4 separate regions of the Homo sapiens genome follow, and all the other regions are linked to region 1. The links are chromatin loops, found by intact Hi-C in ENCODE. Cell type or tissue: endothelial cell of umbilical vein. All regions are shown on one strand.

Evidence for each region. A loop is a pair of places that touch in the nucleus more often than their neighbours do. Peaks named below come from ENCODE experiments on the same cell type or tissue, not always from the same donor. Only the 100,000 strongest peaks of a DNase experiment are listed, where the experiment ranks them.
Region 2: a loop joins it to region 1, with 12 times the contacts of the local background. A loop is called at or near these places in 34 of 110 quality-filtered maps.
Region 3: a loop joins it to region 1, with 9 times the contacts of the local background. A loop is called at or near these places in 8 of 110 quality-filtered maps.
Region 4: a loop joins it to region 1, with 4 times the contacts of the local background. A loop is called at or near these places in 2 of 110 quality-filtered maps.

What each region holds. Positions count from the first base shown.
Region 1 is chr10:45,006,820-45,010,819 of GRCh38, reverse strand. No RefSeq gene overlaps it. Among named protein-coding and RNA genes, the nearest start is that of ZNF22, 7.9 kb to the right of the region's middle. In endothelial cell of umbilical vein, a CTCF peak has its summit at 2,038 (motif pointing left); a DNase peak (open chromatin) is centred at 2,049.
Region 2 is chr10:45,233,086-45,237,085 of GRCh38, reverse strand. It overlaps the pseudogene CUBNP2. Among named protein-coding and RNA genes, the nearest start is that of MIR3156-1, 71 kb to the right of the region's middle. In endothelial cell of umbilical vein, a CTCF peak has its summit at 1,714 (motif pointing left); DNase peaks (open chromatin) are centred at 1,125 and 1,695; H3K27ac peaks cover 1,512 bases.
Region 3 is chr10:45,248,214-45,252,213 of GRCh38, reverse strand. No RefSeq gene overlaps it. Among named protein-coding and RNA genes, the nearest start is that of OR13A1, 65 kb to the left of the region's middle. In endothelial cell of umbilical vein, a CTCF peak has its summit at 1,965 (motif pointing left); a DNase peak (open chromatin) is centred at 2,043; H3K4me3 peaks cover 400 bases; H3K27ac peaks cover 236 bases.
Region 4 is chr10:45,057,056-45,061,055 of GRCh38, reverse strand. No RefSeq gene overlaps it. Among named protein-coding and RNA genes, the nearest start is that of ZNF22, 58 kb to the right of the region's middle. In endothelial cell of umbilical vein, no CTCF peak of the experiment used is centred here; a DNase peak (open chromatin) is centred at 2,245; H3K27ac peaks cover 1,360 bases.

The DNA of each region.
Region 1 (4,000 bases):
GAACATTCCATGCTCATGGGTAGGAAGAATCAATATCATGAAAATGGCCATACTGCCCAAGGTAATTTATAGATTCAATGCCATCCCCATCAAGCTACCAATGACTTTCTTCACAGAATTGGAAAAAACTACTTTAAAGTTCATATGGAACCAAAAAAGAGCCTGCATCGCCAAGTCAATCCTAAGCCAAAAGAACAAAGCTGGAGGCATCACACTAGCTGACTTCAAACTATACTACAAGGCTACAGTAACCAAAACAGCATGGTACTGGTACCAAAACAGAGATATAGATCAATGGAACAGAACAGAGCCCTCAGAAATAACGCTGCATATCTACAACTATCTGATCTTTGACAAACCTGAGAAAAACCAGCAATGGGGAAAGGATTCCCTATTTAATAAATGGTGCTGGGAAAACTGGCTAGCCATATGTAGAAAGCTGAAACTGGATCCCTTCCTTACACCTTATACAAAAATCAATTCAAGATGGATTAAAGACTTAAACGTTAGACCTAAAACCATAAAAACCCTAGAAGAAAACCTAGGCATTACCATTCAGGACATAGGCATGGGCAAGGACTTCATGTCTAAAACACCAAAAGCAATGGCAACAAAAGCCAAAATTGACAAATGGGATCTAATTAAACTAAAGAGCTTCTGCACAGCAAAAGAAACTACCATCAGAGTGAACAGGCAACCTACAAAATGGGAGAAAATTTTTGCAACCTACTCATCTGACAGAGGGCTAATATCCAGAATCTACAATGAACTCAAACAAATTTACAAGAAAAAAACAAACAACCCCATCAAAAAGTGGGCAAAGGACATGAACAGACACTTCTCAAAAGAAGACATTTATGCAGCCAAAAAACACATGAAAAAATGCTCACCATCACTGGCCATCAGAGAAATGCAAATCAAAACCACAATGAGATACCATCTCACACCAGTTAGAATGGCAATCATTAAAAAGTCAGGAAACAACAGGTGCTGGAGAGGATATGGAGAAATAGGAACTCTTTTACACTGTTGGTGGGACTATAAACTAGTTCAACCATTGTGGAAGTCAGTGTGGCGATTCCTCAGGGATCTAGAACTAGAAATACCATTTGACCCAGCCATCCCATTACTGGGTATATACCCAAAGGACTATAAATCATGCTGCTATAAAGACACATGCACACGTATGTTTACTGCGGCATTATTCATAATAGCAAAGACTTGGAACCAACCCAAATGTCCAACAATGATAGACTGGATTAAGAAAATGTGGCACATATACACCATGGAATACTATGCAGCCATAAAAAATGATGAGTTCATGTCCTTTGTAGAGACATGGATGAAATTGGAAATCATCATTCTCAGTAAACTATCGCAAGAACAAAAAACCAAACACTGCATATTCTCACTCATAGGTGGGAATTAAACAATGAGAACACATGGACACAGGAAGGGGAACATCACACTCTGGGGACTGTTGTGGGGTGGGGGAAGGGGGAGGGATAGCATTGGGAGATATACCTAATGCTAGATGACGAGTTAGTGGGTGCAGCGCACCAGCATGGCACACGTATACATATGTAACTAACCTGCACATTGTGCACATGTACCCTAAAACTTAAAGTATAATAATAATAAATAAAATTAAAAAAAAACCCAACTTTTTGAATGTCAATGTGACGCCACAAGTGGAAAATTCCTCACCTGACCTCATGTGATAGGTCACAGTCAAAACTTTGTTTCATGTGCAGAATTATTAAAAATATTACCTTCAGGCTATGTATACAAGGGATATAATAAACACATGAACTTCATGTTTAGACTTGAGTCCCATCCCCAAGATACCTCATCATGTACATACAAATATTCCAAAAAATAATTAAAAATCTGAATTCTGACACACATCCGGTCTCCAGCATTTCAGATAAGGGACACTCAACCTGTGCAAGTTGAATGTGGAGAAACTACAGGACACGCTGTTTTCCATGATCTCTCCTTTGCTGCCATCTAGTGACAGTTTTGTGTAACGTCAAATAGAAAAAGTGTCTTCTAACAATGAAGTTTTGATGTGGCTATTTCCTCTACTTATGCAGCGCCCTCACTGGACTGAAGTATTTCCAACTGAGCCTGGGAATTTAATTTGCTGGTTTGCATCAGCAGTGACACTTAATCTCCTCAAGAGCACTTACTAAACTACACTCTGGGTCCTGCACAAAGCGACGCAAGCTGACTTCTGAAAATGACGTATGGTACTACAGCACAAGCAAAGGTCATGAGAGCATCATAAAAAGCCTATTATTGAACAAATACATGACACTACATTGGAGCCAGATGCCTTAGTGGGAAATGAGTTTTTTCTATAAAAATGTGCAGCCATGTGTATACGTTGTTTCATATTGTTGGTACTGTATCTTTGGAAACAAACTCTGGAAATATAATTTCTGGATCAGAGAGTAAATGCATATATACTTCTGCTAGATATTGCCAAATCCCTCCTCAGTATGGGTTGTAACATTTTGTATCCCACCATCAGCCTTAGTTTGGCTGGTTCTCCACAGCCTTACCAACAGAGTAGGTTTTACACTTTTGATACATAAGAAATAGTAGCTCCTTGTAGTTTTATTTCTCTTATTATTGTCCTTTCAGCCAAAGTCTAGCCACAAAAAGAGAAACCAGACCAATTATTCTAATAGAGAAAATGGAATACAGATGCTGGGTTAAACTGAAGTGGTGAACTTATCAGGCAAAGAAGAAACATGGACATAACAGAAAGTCTAACTAGCTATATTAAACTATGTGGAATACACAGAATGGACTCAGTTTTCTCACTGAACCTGAACTTCTCTTCATGACTGTTTGCCCCTGAATCATCATATTGTCCCCTCTTTGACTCACCTGCTTAAATTCTGATATTTAGCCTTTTAATCCCACTGAATAGAGAGGCTTCTTGTATCCTAGGGGACCCATTTAGATTGCCCTGAACATAGAGATATAACCAGGTTCTCTCTGGGATTTAAGGTTACTCATCTCAGAAGCTTCATTTAAATTGGCATACCCATCCTGAATTCCTGAATTCAAAAAATCTGTGCCTGAGATGTCTCTTGACAAATTGGGAGGTAGCATAACACATTAGTAACCTGGTGTTATGAACTTGGCACAGTTCCTGAAATGCTCTACGACGTAATCGACATTTATGACAAAGATAACATACAAAGAAACTTACAACTATGTCAGTTGATGTATATTGACGTAAAAGTTCTAAATAAAATACTGTCAGATATTATAACACCAGAATTATAAAATGCCATTACTTAGTAGGACTAAGTTGCTCAATCTATTCTGATACATTACCAACCATGTGGATCAAAGGAAAAAAATTATCATCCATAAAAAGACTATGAAAGATTTGTTCTTTCTATATTTAAATGCAATGATTCTAAGCAATAGAGCTATTTGTGCTTGGATTTACTGTAAGGAATGCAGCTATGAATTATGTTTCTGTCATTTTTGTCTCTTTCCATCACTCAGCAGTAAAATTTATCCATTTCAAACTGTTCTGGATTAATTTGCACCTCTTCTGAACAATAAAACAAGAAAAAAGTAATTCTTTCACCAGATGTCACAATGCTTTATTTGAAAAATGACAGAAAAGAATCTCTTAGTTATCAGTTTACTACAGAACTCTGAATTTAGGAAACAGCCATTATACTTATCCCTAAATGAGACTAAAATAGGCAGTCCCCCTATTTTACCAGTGTGGTGAGAAATCCTACTTTGGAGTCCCCTCAACATATCTAGGGTTACATTACAATCTAGCGCTTCATGTGGACCAGGAAATTGGAGGAAGGTCCTCTGGTCTTCAGTTCATCATGACTGCAATTGGGAAGTTCAATTGTCCAAGCTGGTTGGTCTGTTTGAAATCAATGTGCAACAGGGACCAGGCTCTTGCTCTTGGAGGTGAGTCCTCCTGGCACCCACTCAGCATCCTCTCATGGGT
Region 2 (4,000 bases), 230 kb before region 1:
TGAAACCCTGTCTCCACTAAAAATACAAAAATTAACTGGACATGGTAGTGCATGCCTATAATCCCAGCTACTTGGGAGGCTGAGACTGGAGAATCACTTGAACCTGGGAGATGGAGGCCGTAGTGACCTGAGATCACACCACAGCACTCCAGCCTGCGTGACAGAGCAAGATTCTATCTCAAAAAAACCCACCAAGATTAATGAGTTGCCCAAAATGCTCTGCTAGACTGAGGTGGAGATGGGACTAGACCTCGGTGGTCAAAGGCCCAGCCAGGTGCTCCGTAACTATGACAGCCAGCTTCTTCCTGTCCTGGAGGCGATCTGGATCTCCACAGATATGTAGTCTATATGTAGTCTAAATCATGACAGCCTTCATATACAGATTAACAAATTGAACAAATTAACACCAAAACTTGAAGTATTCGACCTTAAGTATGTCAGTTATTAGGGTGGTAAAGTTACTTTTATAATGAAGTCATTCCTGCCACCACCTACAATCACACACTTCCTCTTGGTTTAGTGCTGAATTTTCCTTCTAATTTTACTTCACTCACATCATTGGCATCAACTCAGGGTAAGCAAAGATCTCCGCACCATCGAAAGCACAGAGGCAACAACTTGATTTTCTCCCACAGTTACTTTATTAAGTTTTTGTTTGTTTGTTTTGTTTTGTTTTTGTTTGTTTGATTGTTTTCCATTCTGCTGTCAACCCCCGATTTTCAAAGTACAGTCCTGGAGGAAGTTGTCCTTGGATCGTGATATGCAGGCAAAGGCATGTGTGTTGAGGATGGAAGAGGTGGTGGTGGCGATGGGAAGAGAGGGGAAGTGAGGAGAAAGGGTGTAGCCCAAAGAAGAGGAACAGGAAAAGCGGTTTCTGCCTCTATTATTCTTGCAGAGTCTCAGCACCTTAAGAAAATGAAGTCTTATTGCCTAACAAGCCAGACTGGATGGCTTATACATTGTTGAATCAAACTTCCTGTCCTGTTTTCCTTGCAGGATGTGGTGGAACTCTTTATGGAGACAGAGGCTCATTCACCAGCCCTGGCTATCCAGGCACCTATCCAAACAACACGAACTGCGAGTGGGCACTGGTAGCTCCTGCTGGAAGGCTTCTCACTGTCAACTTTTACTTCATCAGCATTGACGATCCAGGAGACTGTGTCCAGAACTATCTCACACTCTACGATGGGCCCAACGTCAGCTCTCCATCCTATGGACCATACTGCAGAGGCGTGAGTAGAACAAACATTTTATATTCCCATTTGTTATGTTTAGACAATGAGTCACTTAATGTAGACTTTTTTTTTTTTTTTTGAGACAGAGTCTCGCTCTTGTCACCCAGGCTGGAGTGCAGGGGCACAACCTCAGCTCACTGCAACCTCCGCCTCCCAGGTTCAAGCAATTCTCCTGCCTCAGCCTCGTGAGTAGCTGGGATTACAGGGGCCTGCCACCACGCCCGGCTAATTTTTGTACTTTTAGTAGAGACGGGATTTCGCCATGTTGCCCAGGCTGGTCTTGAACTCCTGACCTCAGGTGATCCGCCCACCTTGGCTTCCCAAAGTGCTGGGATTACAGGCGTGAGCCACTGCGCCCGGCCTGGTGTAGGCTTTTAAAGGCAGACACATGCAGAGTACAAAGCACAGCCTTTAACAAATTGAGCAGTTTTCCGACTTGCCTTTCTATTCTCGGAGCATGAGTGCCATCTGGTGGGCATTGCATTAAATTACTATTAATAGTTACCAAAATCAGCTCTGCTTCAGAATCACCTGTGGAGTTACTTACATTAGACTTCCAGTTCCCACTGAAACCTATTGAATCAGGATTTCCCGGGGAGGAGCCACAGCATGCTGTTTTTTAAAAGCTCCCTCTGTGACGTCAGTGCACCGCCTAGGGTTGAATACCCATGTTTATTTCTGCATAAATAAAACTATAGAACATTTGGACACCTGGCTCTATTTTATCTACTTCTTGCTGAAAATTGCAGGAATTCTTTGAAGAAATGGTGACTGATAGTTTGTTTTTGTAAAGCTCATATCAGGGCTTTACAAACAACAACTCAGAATCTGATGTTGATTCAATATTGCAGGCATCTGTGCTTACGGTCCTCTCATTTTATGTGCAAGTAGATACTTAAAGAGAGTATGGGCTCACACCTGTAATCCCAACACTTTGGGAGGCCCAGGCAGTTGGATCACTTGAGGTCAGGAGTTTAAGATCAGCCTGGCCAACATAGGGAAACCCCATCTCTACTAAAAATACAAAAATTAGCCAGCATAGTGGCACACGCCTATAATCCCAGCTACTCAGTAGGCTGAGGCAGGAGAATCGCTTGAGCCCAGAAGGTGGAGGTTGCAGTGACCCGAGATTGCGCCACTGCACTCCAGCCTGGGCGACAGAGCCAGACTCTGTCTCAAAAAACAAGAGAGTAAGTAAGGGAAAAGTGGCTGCTGGCAAGTGGGTATCTGTTTCTAATTTTTCTGCTCTTTAATCACTTAGGCTTTGTAATCAAACTAGACAGAGAATTATATCAGCTGGAAATCTAGATGGTTTTTTAAAATATATTATTTATAAAATTGATAAATGCTATTTTCAGAAGTATCAGAAAATAGACTAATTTTTCTAACACCCTAGCATTCTCATATATTCTTAACACCTTTCTTTGAATATCTTTGCATATATTTTACATGCATATTTTTTACTGTTTGATGTTGTGTTTTTTCCACTTACCAATACATCATTAATATCTTATCTTAATAAAAACACTGGTGCATCGTATTTAGTTTTTGGAGAGTATTCCATTGCATAAGTGCAGCCTAATTTATTTAACGAAGCCCCTCTAAGTGGACATTTAGGTCTCTTGAACTTTTTGCAACTACAGACAACACTTAATAAACTTTTTGTTAGTGATATCTTTATACACGGAGTTACATTACTTGGTGAGAAATGGTGATCGCAGGACCAGCAGATACTGTATTACGGGGTTGCACAGAAGGCCCACAGACAGAGACCCCAGTAAATGTGCCACACATCAGATTTAGAAGCTAACCAGCTCTTAGACATTGAATTGAAATTTACAAACATTTCAAAAGGGAGGAAAAGAGACAATTTTAACAATATCATGACTTTATATTGACAGGTTTTTTTTTTTTTGTGGGCATGGTTTTCAGTGGCTTGCAAACATATAACCCCATTTGATCCCCACAGTGACAATCCCGTAAGGTGGAAAGAACAAGTATATCCTGGACTTTGCAGATAAAAGAAAACTGAGTCACTGAGAGAAGTGATTGCCATTTAATCCAGTGCCGCGTTAAGCTGTAATATATAGCGAGATACATCAATTTTTAAACTGTTGGTGTTTACAGTATTTTCCCAGTTTTACATTTTCTTTTATAAATGTAGATATAATTTCATGTGTAATTGTTTTTTTCCTTAAAGGTACCACTGATTTAACACTTTATAAATGTTAAACATAAATTTAAAAAAGTAAAACATAAGTATAAAATAGTCAATTTACATAGAGAGGTAGCTCTTATTTTGCTAATATTTACATACTTACAACTTTTTGTAAGTATGTAACTTTTTGTAAGTTGTAATATTTTGCTAATATTTACATACATACAACTTTTACATTTTACATACATACATATTTACATGCATATTCACATACAAAAGTCATATACTTTTTTATATATACTCCTTAAGTATACAATTCAACTTTTGTATGTATGTAAATATGCATGTAAATATGTATGTAAAATGTAAACTTACATTTATATACATACAATTTACATACAGAGGTGGCTCCTTATTTTGCTAATATAAATACAAACCATCCCCTGATTTGGGAGATATTTTGTGTTATGGTAAATACCATTGTTCACAGGGAAATCCTCTATCCCTTGCAACTACAGAATATGAACATCAAGCAAATGAAAGAATAATGGGAAAAACAAGGAGAATCAAAGGAGATTCTAAAACTTCTGTTGACTGTCCATACTAG
Region 3 (4,000 bases), 240 kb before region 1:
GTCTCTTCTATTTCTTTGTAAGATATTTCATAAAATAGGTGCTAATTTTTTTTTTTTTTTTTTTGAGATGGAGTCTCACTTTGTCACCAGGCTAGAGTGCAGTGGTGTGATCTTGGCTCACTGCAACCTCTGTCTTCTAGGTTCAAGTGATTCTCCTGCCTCAGCCTCCCAAGTAGCTGAGATTACAGGTACCCACCACCTAATTTTTGTATTTTTAGTAGAGACAGGGTTTCTCCATGTGGGCCAGGATGGTCTTGATCTCCTGACCTCATGATCTGCCTGCCTCAGCTTTCCAAAGTGCTGGGATTACAGGCATGAGCCACCATGCTCAGCCACAACCCAATTTTTCCTAAAACATATGGAGATTTCTTTTTGGGAGTTTTGAAATTTTGAATTCAATTTTCTTATTTGGTATAGGATTATTCAAATAATTTATTTCATATTAAGTGAGTTGTGGTATTGGTTCATCTCCTTAAAGTTGTCAAATTTATGTCTGTAGTGTTTTTAGCATTCCCTTATTATCTTTTTAATGTTTGTAGGGTCTCTATTAATGTCTCCTGTTTCATTACTGGTACTGATGATTTGAGTCTTCTCTCTTTTTTCATTGGCAGTCTTGATAGAGTTTTTCAAATTTATTGATTTTTTCAAAGAACCAGCTCTTTTTAATTGATTATCTCTTTTGTTTTTCTGTTTTTAATTTTATTGATTTCTGCTCTTATAACTATTATTTTCTTGTTTTTGCTTGCTTTGAATTTATTTTTCTCTTCTTTGTCTGGGTTCTTGAGGTGGGAGCACCTCAAAAAGTTGGGGGCACAAAATAAAGTGTAACATTTGTATTGGTTCTCTTTTTGCTTCATTGTTAGTTTGTTTCTGTAATTAGTGTTAAGTTGTGATCAGCATAAATAATGGGTTATATTATTTGCAAACCTCAGGGTAAACTCAAATAAAAAACAAAACAGATACACAAAAAATGAAAGGCAAGAAGTTAAATCTACTACCAGAGAAAATTATCTTCATTAAAAGCAAGACAAGAAGGAAGGAAAGAAGAAAGAGAAGACCACAAAATAACCAGAAACAAATAACAAAATTGCAGAAGTAAGTCCTTACTTATAATTACATTGAAAGTAAATAGACTAAACTCTCCCATTAAAAGACATAGAGTGGGCTGCAGCCAAGATGGCTGAACAGGAACAGCTCCTGTCTACAGCTCCCAGCATGAGCAATGCAGAAGATGGGTGATTTCTGCATTTCCATCTGAGGTACCGGGTTCATCTCACTAGGGAGTGCCAGACAGTGGGCGCAGGATAGTGGGTGCAGTGCACCATGTGCGAGCCGAAGAAAGGCAAGACATTGCCTCACTCAGGAAGTGCAAGGGGTCAGGGAGTTCCCTTTCCTAGCCAAAGAAAGAGGTGACAGATGGCACCTGGAAAATTGGGTCACTCCCACCCTAATACTGCACTTTTCCGATGGGCTTAAAAAATGGCGCACCAGGAGATTATATCCCACACATGGCTCAGAGGGTCCAATGCCCACGGGGTCTCGCTGATTGCTAGCACAGCAGTCTGAGATCAAACTGCAAGGTGGCAGCAAGCCTGGGGGAGCTGCTTGGTGTGGTGGCGGGCACCTGTAATCCCTTGGGAGGCTGAGGCTAGAGAATCATTTGAACTCAGGAGGCGGAGGTTGCAGTGAGCTAAGGCAAGATCACGCCATCGCATCACGCCTGTTGCTTGGGCAACAGGGCGAGACTCCATGTCAAAAAAAAAAAAATGCTTGCTAATATAAACGTGATCATAAAGACAGCAATGATTATCATGAAATTTTAACTTGCTTACCAGAAAAAGTGCATGATCTAAAACTTGGCAAATGTGCTGTTCCGTGAAACAAGGGGGTGAAGATTAGAAAACTCGAGCTTCTTCGGATTCTGAATTAACTGAAATCATATTTAAGTTGGAAAGACAGTGCCATCTAGTGGTGCATTTCTTTTTCTTTTGAAATTACTGGTTTTAGCCATTCCTGCCTTATATAATTCTAGCACTTTAGGATAATGTCAGTGGTCATGGTCATGGCTGTTCTGTGGCCTTGAGCACATCATAGCTCTGCTATGAATTTAATATTTGGAGTTAGATACACACAGATACTCATTTAGAAATACAATAGGGCGGGGCGCGGTGGCTCACGCCTGTAATCCCAGAGGCAGAGGTTGCAGTGAGCCAATATCACGCCATTGCACTCCAGCCTGGGTGACAAGAGCGAAACTCCGTCTCAAAAAAAAAAAAAAAAAAAAAAAAAAAAAAAAAAAAAAAAGAAAGAAAAAGAAAAAAGAAAAAAAAAAAGAAACAGAAAAGGGGCACTGCGGATCACGAGGTCAGCAGATCGAGACCATCCTGGCTAACACGGTGAAACCCCGTCTCTAGTAAAAATACAAAAAAAATTAGCCGGGCGCGGTGGCGGGCTCCTGCAGTCCCAGCTACTCTCGGGAGGCTGAGGCAGGAGAATGGCGTGAACCCGGGAGGCGGAGCTTGCAGTGAGCCGAGATAGCGCCACTGCAGTCCGGCCTGGAGAAAGAGGGAGACTCCGTTTCAAAAAAAAAAAAAAAAGAAAAAGAAAAAGAAATATAATGAAGATTACTCAGAAGAAAACAAATGTTTTCTAGTTATGTGTTTGAGAGAAATCCAAGCACCCACTATTTCAAAGGATGTTTCTAGAAGGCTGCCATGGCTGCGAATTGTTCTGGGTGCTGGCGACACCACAGTGAAGAAGTCAGACAGAGTCTCCGTCTCCCCACCCGTGGGACTTACATCCTTGTTGGGAAAGAGACCGGACAAAGCAAATAAACAATAAATAAGATCGGTTTTGATTATAATAGGAAAATAAAACAGGATGATGCTGGGGGAGGGCAACATTCGATAGCACGGGCTTCTCTGAGGAGGTGACATGTGAGGTGAGGGCCCATGACAGGGAGTCCTTAGCTGTGCGGGTTCAGCTTCAGCTGAGGAAAGAAGTCTCCTGGCAGGAAGAGCTGCAGGAGCAGGGCCATGGGCAGGAGTCCTCCTGGGATGAAGGAAGTGCAACCAGCAGTGAGGTGCGGGCGGCCTGGGAAGGAGGCACAGGCCAGAGCAGCTGGGGCTTGCAGACCGTGAGAAGGAGCTGGAATTTTACTTTAGGTGCAACAGGGATCTGCCGGAGCATTTTAGTCAGAGCAGGAGCAGCATCTCATTGGAGTTTGCAGACATGCAGGCAATTCAGTGGAGAACACTATGGCTGCTCCGGAATTAGTTCTATTAAGAAGATGTTTCAGTGGGAACAGGTGAAGAACAATGGTGGTCACCTGGAGATGGAGCCCTCTGAGATATGTTTTGAAGGTAGAATGGAGTGGATGTGGAGTGAAGAGAGAGGAATCAGAGATGACTGAAGTTGTAGGCTTGAAACACTGAGGTAAAGAAGTCTCAGGGAGAACAGTTTTGGGAGGGCTTGTGGAAGAGAGGAATCAAAGCACTTGTTTATTTATTTATTAGATATTTATTGAGTGCCTCTCATGTGCAGACACCTAAAAACTGGGAACATGGCAGTGAGCAGAACAGAAATCTGTGCATTCATGGAACTTGTATTCTCTTCAGCGGGAAAGACAATGAAATAAACAAGTTAGCCTGGGCAACATAACAAGACCACATCTCTAAAATTTTTTTTATTAGCTATGCATAGTGGCATGCACCTGTAGTCCCAGTACTTAGGAGGCTGAGGTGGGAGGATCACTTGAGCCCAGAAGTTCAAGGCTGCAGTGAACTATGATTGTAGCCCTGCACTCCAGCCTGGACAACAGAGTGAGACCTTGTCTCCAAAAAAAAAAAAAGTTAAATATGTAGTATGTAGAAGAAGGTAATACTTGCTGTGGAGAAAAGTCAAGCAGGAAAGGAGATGGGAATGTTGGGAGAGTTTACACAAGGAAGGCCGTATTGAGTTGGGGCTATCTTTTTTTTTTTTTTTTGGAGACAGTCTTGCT
Region 4 (4,000 bases), 50 kb before region 1:
AACAAAAATGAGATGGCTTATTTTTTTCTTTCCAGAAAATCCTAGCCAGAGTCCCTGCAAGCAGACCTCAGTGTGAGCCTGCAGTCTGCAGGGCCAAATGTTCAGGTTTCTGTCATTTGATCTAATACAAGCTTAAGTACTGATTACAATCATTTTGTTGGAGGTGTGTGTGTGTGTATGTGTGTGTGTGTGTGTGTGTGTGAGAGAGAGAGAGAGAGAGAATGACAGGGTCTCATTCTATTGCCCAGTCTGGAATGCAGTGGTGCCATAATGGCTCACTGCAGCTTTGAACTTCCCGGTAAGCGATCCTCCCACCTCAGCCTCCCAAGCACCTCAGCCTCCCAAGTAACTGGGACTACAGGCTATGCCACTAGGCCTGGCTATTTTTTCTTTCTTTCTTTTATCTTTTTTTTTTTTTTTTGAGAAGGAGTCCCGCTCTGTCACCGGGCCGGAGTGCAGTGGCACCATCTTGGCTCACAGCAGTCTCTGCCTCCCGAGCTCAAGCGATTCTCCTGCCTCAGCCTCCCGGGTAGCTGGAACTACAGGCACATGCCACCACACCCAGCTAATTTTTGTATTTTTAGTAGAGACGGGGTTTCACCATGTTGGCCAGGATGGTCTCAATCTCCTGACCTCGTGATCCACCCGCCTCAGCCTCCCAAAGTGCTGGCATTATAGGCATGAGCCACCGTGCCCAGCCGCTGTTTTCTTTTTTAATTTTTTGTAGAGATGAGATCTCACTATGTTGCCCACACTGGTCTCAAACTCCTGGCCCCAAGCGATCCTCCCGCCTCAGTGTCCTGAAGCGCTGGGATTATAGGCATGAGCCACTGTGCCCAGCAGAACCATTATTAATTGGAGAGTAAGATGAAGCCGAGCAACAGAGGCAGGTGGAGGTGGCAGTTTGATCGGCCATCTTAAAATTCAAAGAGGAAAGGAAACTTCACCTGCCTCCTTGACCTCCTACTTCCTTTCCCTCTCCTCCCCTCCCCTACCCCAATCGAATTGCATGATCAGACCTGAGAAAGAAGAGAGACTTAAAAGAGAACAGGGTGAGGACTTCTGCAGCAGCAAAATGACCAATGAAGAGCTTGTGCCCCACTTTTCACTACATGGAGGAATAGCCCAGGTGCTTGGCGGACAGCTGCAGCTGGATGCAAATCCTGAAACCAGGAGGTCCTGGCCAGGTGCGGTGACTCATGCCTATAATCTCAACACTTTGGGAGGCCAAGGCAAGAGGATCACTTGAGGCCAGGTGTTTGAGAACAGCCTGGGCAACATAGTGAGGCCCCATCTCTACAAAAAGTAGAAAAATTTGCTGGGCATGGTGGCATGCTCTGTAGTCTCAGCTATTCAGGAGGCTAAGGTGGGAGGACAGCTCAAGCCCAGGAGTTCAATGCTGCCATGAGCCACAATGGCATCACTGAACTCTAGCCTGGGCAACACAGCGAGATCCTGTCTCTACTTAAATAAATAAATAAAATAAAAGTAAGAAGTCCCATCTCTCTCAGAAAACCACCAACCAGTAAATGATAATACCCATACATGGGAGATGAACAGGAGCTTTCAGCTGTATTATCCCACACAAATCCTCCTTCAGTCAGTTCATTCAGTAGGAGACTTCTGCTGTTGCGAGGATAAGGAAATGGTCAGCTTGTGCAAGAATCCTCTGTATGAGAAAGAAAAGACACAATACCAGAATTTGGATTTTCGGTCTGAGTCAGATCTCTTTCTTACCTCTCTGACACATTTAAATGAGTAACTATCACAAAGCAAAGGAAAATAAAGAAATACTAGACTTGTTCTCTATCCTTAAAGAGCTTCCTGATCTGTCTGGGAATTCAGGGCATCATCTGGCTGTGAGTTACAGCTGTAATAGCTCAGTACAATGGCTGGGATGTTATGTAAGGGCAATGAGTTTATGCTTGCATTCTAGGGATAATCATCTCTCACCTGCTCTCTAGAATGCGCAGCCCAGAGGCGGTCAGCAGTACTTAATCAGAAAGGGCCACACATTGGGTGATACAGCTTGGCTCTGTGTCCCCACTGAAATCTCATCTTGAATGTAACCCCATGTGTTGGGGGAGGGGCCTGGTGGGAGGTGATTGGATCATGGGGGCTGATTTCCCTCTTGCTCTTCTTGTGATAGTGAGTTCTCCTGAAACCTGGTTGTTTGAAATTGTGTGGCACTTTCCCCTTCACTTCCTGCTCCGCAGTAGTAAGATGTGCTTGCTTCCCCTATTCCTCCCACATGATTGTAAATTTCCTGAGGCCTCCTAGTCATGCTTCCTGTTAAGCCTGAAGAACCATGAGTCAATTAAACCTCTTTTCTTCATATAAATTACCCAGTCTCAAGTAGTTCTGTATAGCAGTGTGAAAACAGACTAATACACTGGGGCAACAAATGTAAGTTCATCTGTTATCCTTATTGCCATCAAAAATTCATATTTTGCAAGTCAATAGGGCAGCTCCTCAAAAAATTAAAATTAAATTACCACGTGACCCAGTCATTCCACTTCTGGACATTTCCCCAAATGAGTTGAAAGCAGGGTCACAAAGAGATATTCAAACATCCATGTTCATAGCAGCTCTATTCACAATTAGCCAAAACATAGAGCAACTCAAGTGTTCATCAAAGGATGAGTGCATAAAAAAAGGTGGTATATACATGTGAAGGAATTCAGCATTAAAAAGGTAGAAAATTATAATATGTGCCACAATGTGAATGAATTTCTTTAATTCAGACAATGAAGATGGTACAGCCTAAACCCTGACTTTTGATCCTGGTATTGTTTTTGGTTAAGCTGTTGTTTTTGATGGTAGACATCAGGTCCATTTTTCTCTTAAAACTATTTTGTGTTTACCATAGTAAAATTATGTTTCTAATCCATCTAAAAGCTGCATGAAATTATTTAGATCTGGAGGAAGAAGGGGGCTAGAAAAAGCCTCGTCTCACACCTCTTGGGATGAACCTTGAGGACATTATGCCAAGTAAAGTGGGACAATCACAAAAGGCCAAGTATTGTCTGATTCCACTTAATGAAGTAGTGAAAATCATCAACTTTATAGACAGAAAGTAGAATGATGATTGCCAGGGGTTCGGGGGAGGAGAGAATGGGCAGTTACTATTTAATAGGGACAGAGTTTCCATTTTGCAAGATGAAAAGAGTTCTGAAGATAGATGGTGGTGATGGTTGCACAACAATGTGAATGTATTCAATGCTATTAAACTGTATACTTACAATGATTAAGATGGTACATTTTCCAGCCTGGCCAACAGGGCATAACCACATCTCTACTAAAAATGCAAAAATTAGCTGGGCATGGTGGTGTGTGCCTGTAGTCCCAGCTACTCGGGAGGCTGAGGCACGAGAATCACTTGAACCCAGGAGGTGGAGGCTGCAGTGAGCCAAGATTGCACCACTGCACTCCAGCCTGGACAACAGCATAAGACTCTGTCTCAAACAAAACAAAACAAAACAAAACAAAAAGATGGTAAATTTTATGTTTCATATATTTAACCAGAATTTAAAAAATAACAATAGATAAATTTATAAAAAATTGTTTTAATGTTTTGCAAATGAACATATTGAATGTCAAAAATGGGTTTTCATTAGTGAAACAAGTAACTTTCAAGTAGCATAATTAATATTAGAAAATGACTTTCATTGGTGAAATGAAATGTAGTCAGAGCATGTGGATTCACTAAAATTGTCATTGCTCCCCAGCCTTACATGAACCGGGCATAGAAGAGCATTCAGCCAGTGCTGGGTACTCCAAGGACAGCACTCGAGGTCTGATCCCTGGGCAGAGCACAGTGTAGTCAGTGATGTTTGTAGAGATGGGATCTCATCATGTTGCCCAGGCTGATCTGGAACTCCTGGCCTCAAGCAATCCTCCCGCCTCAGCCTCCTGAGCTAGGATCAATCCATTGTTGAAGAGTACATGGATGTTACTTTGCAGACTGTCAACCTGAATTTGTGTTTGCTTGACATTGCCT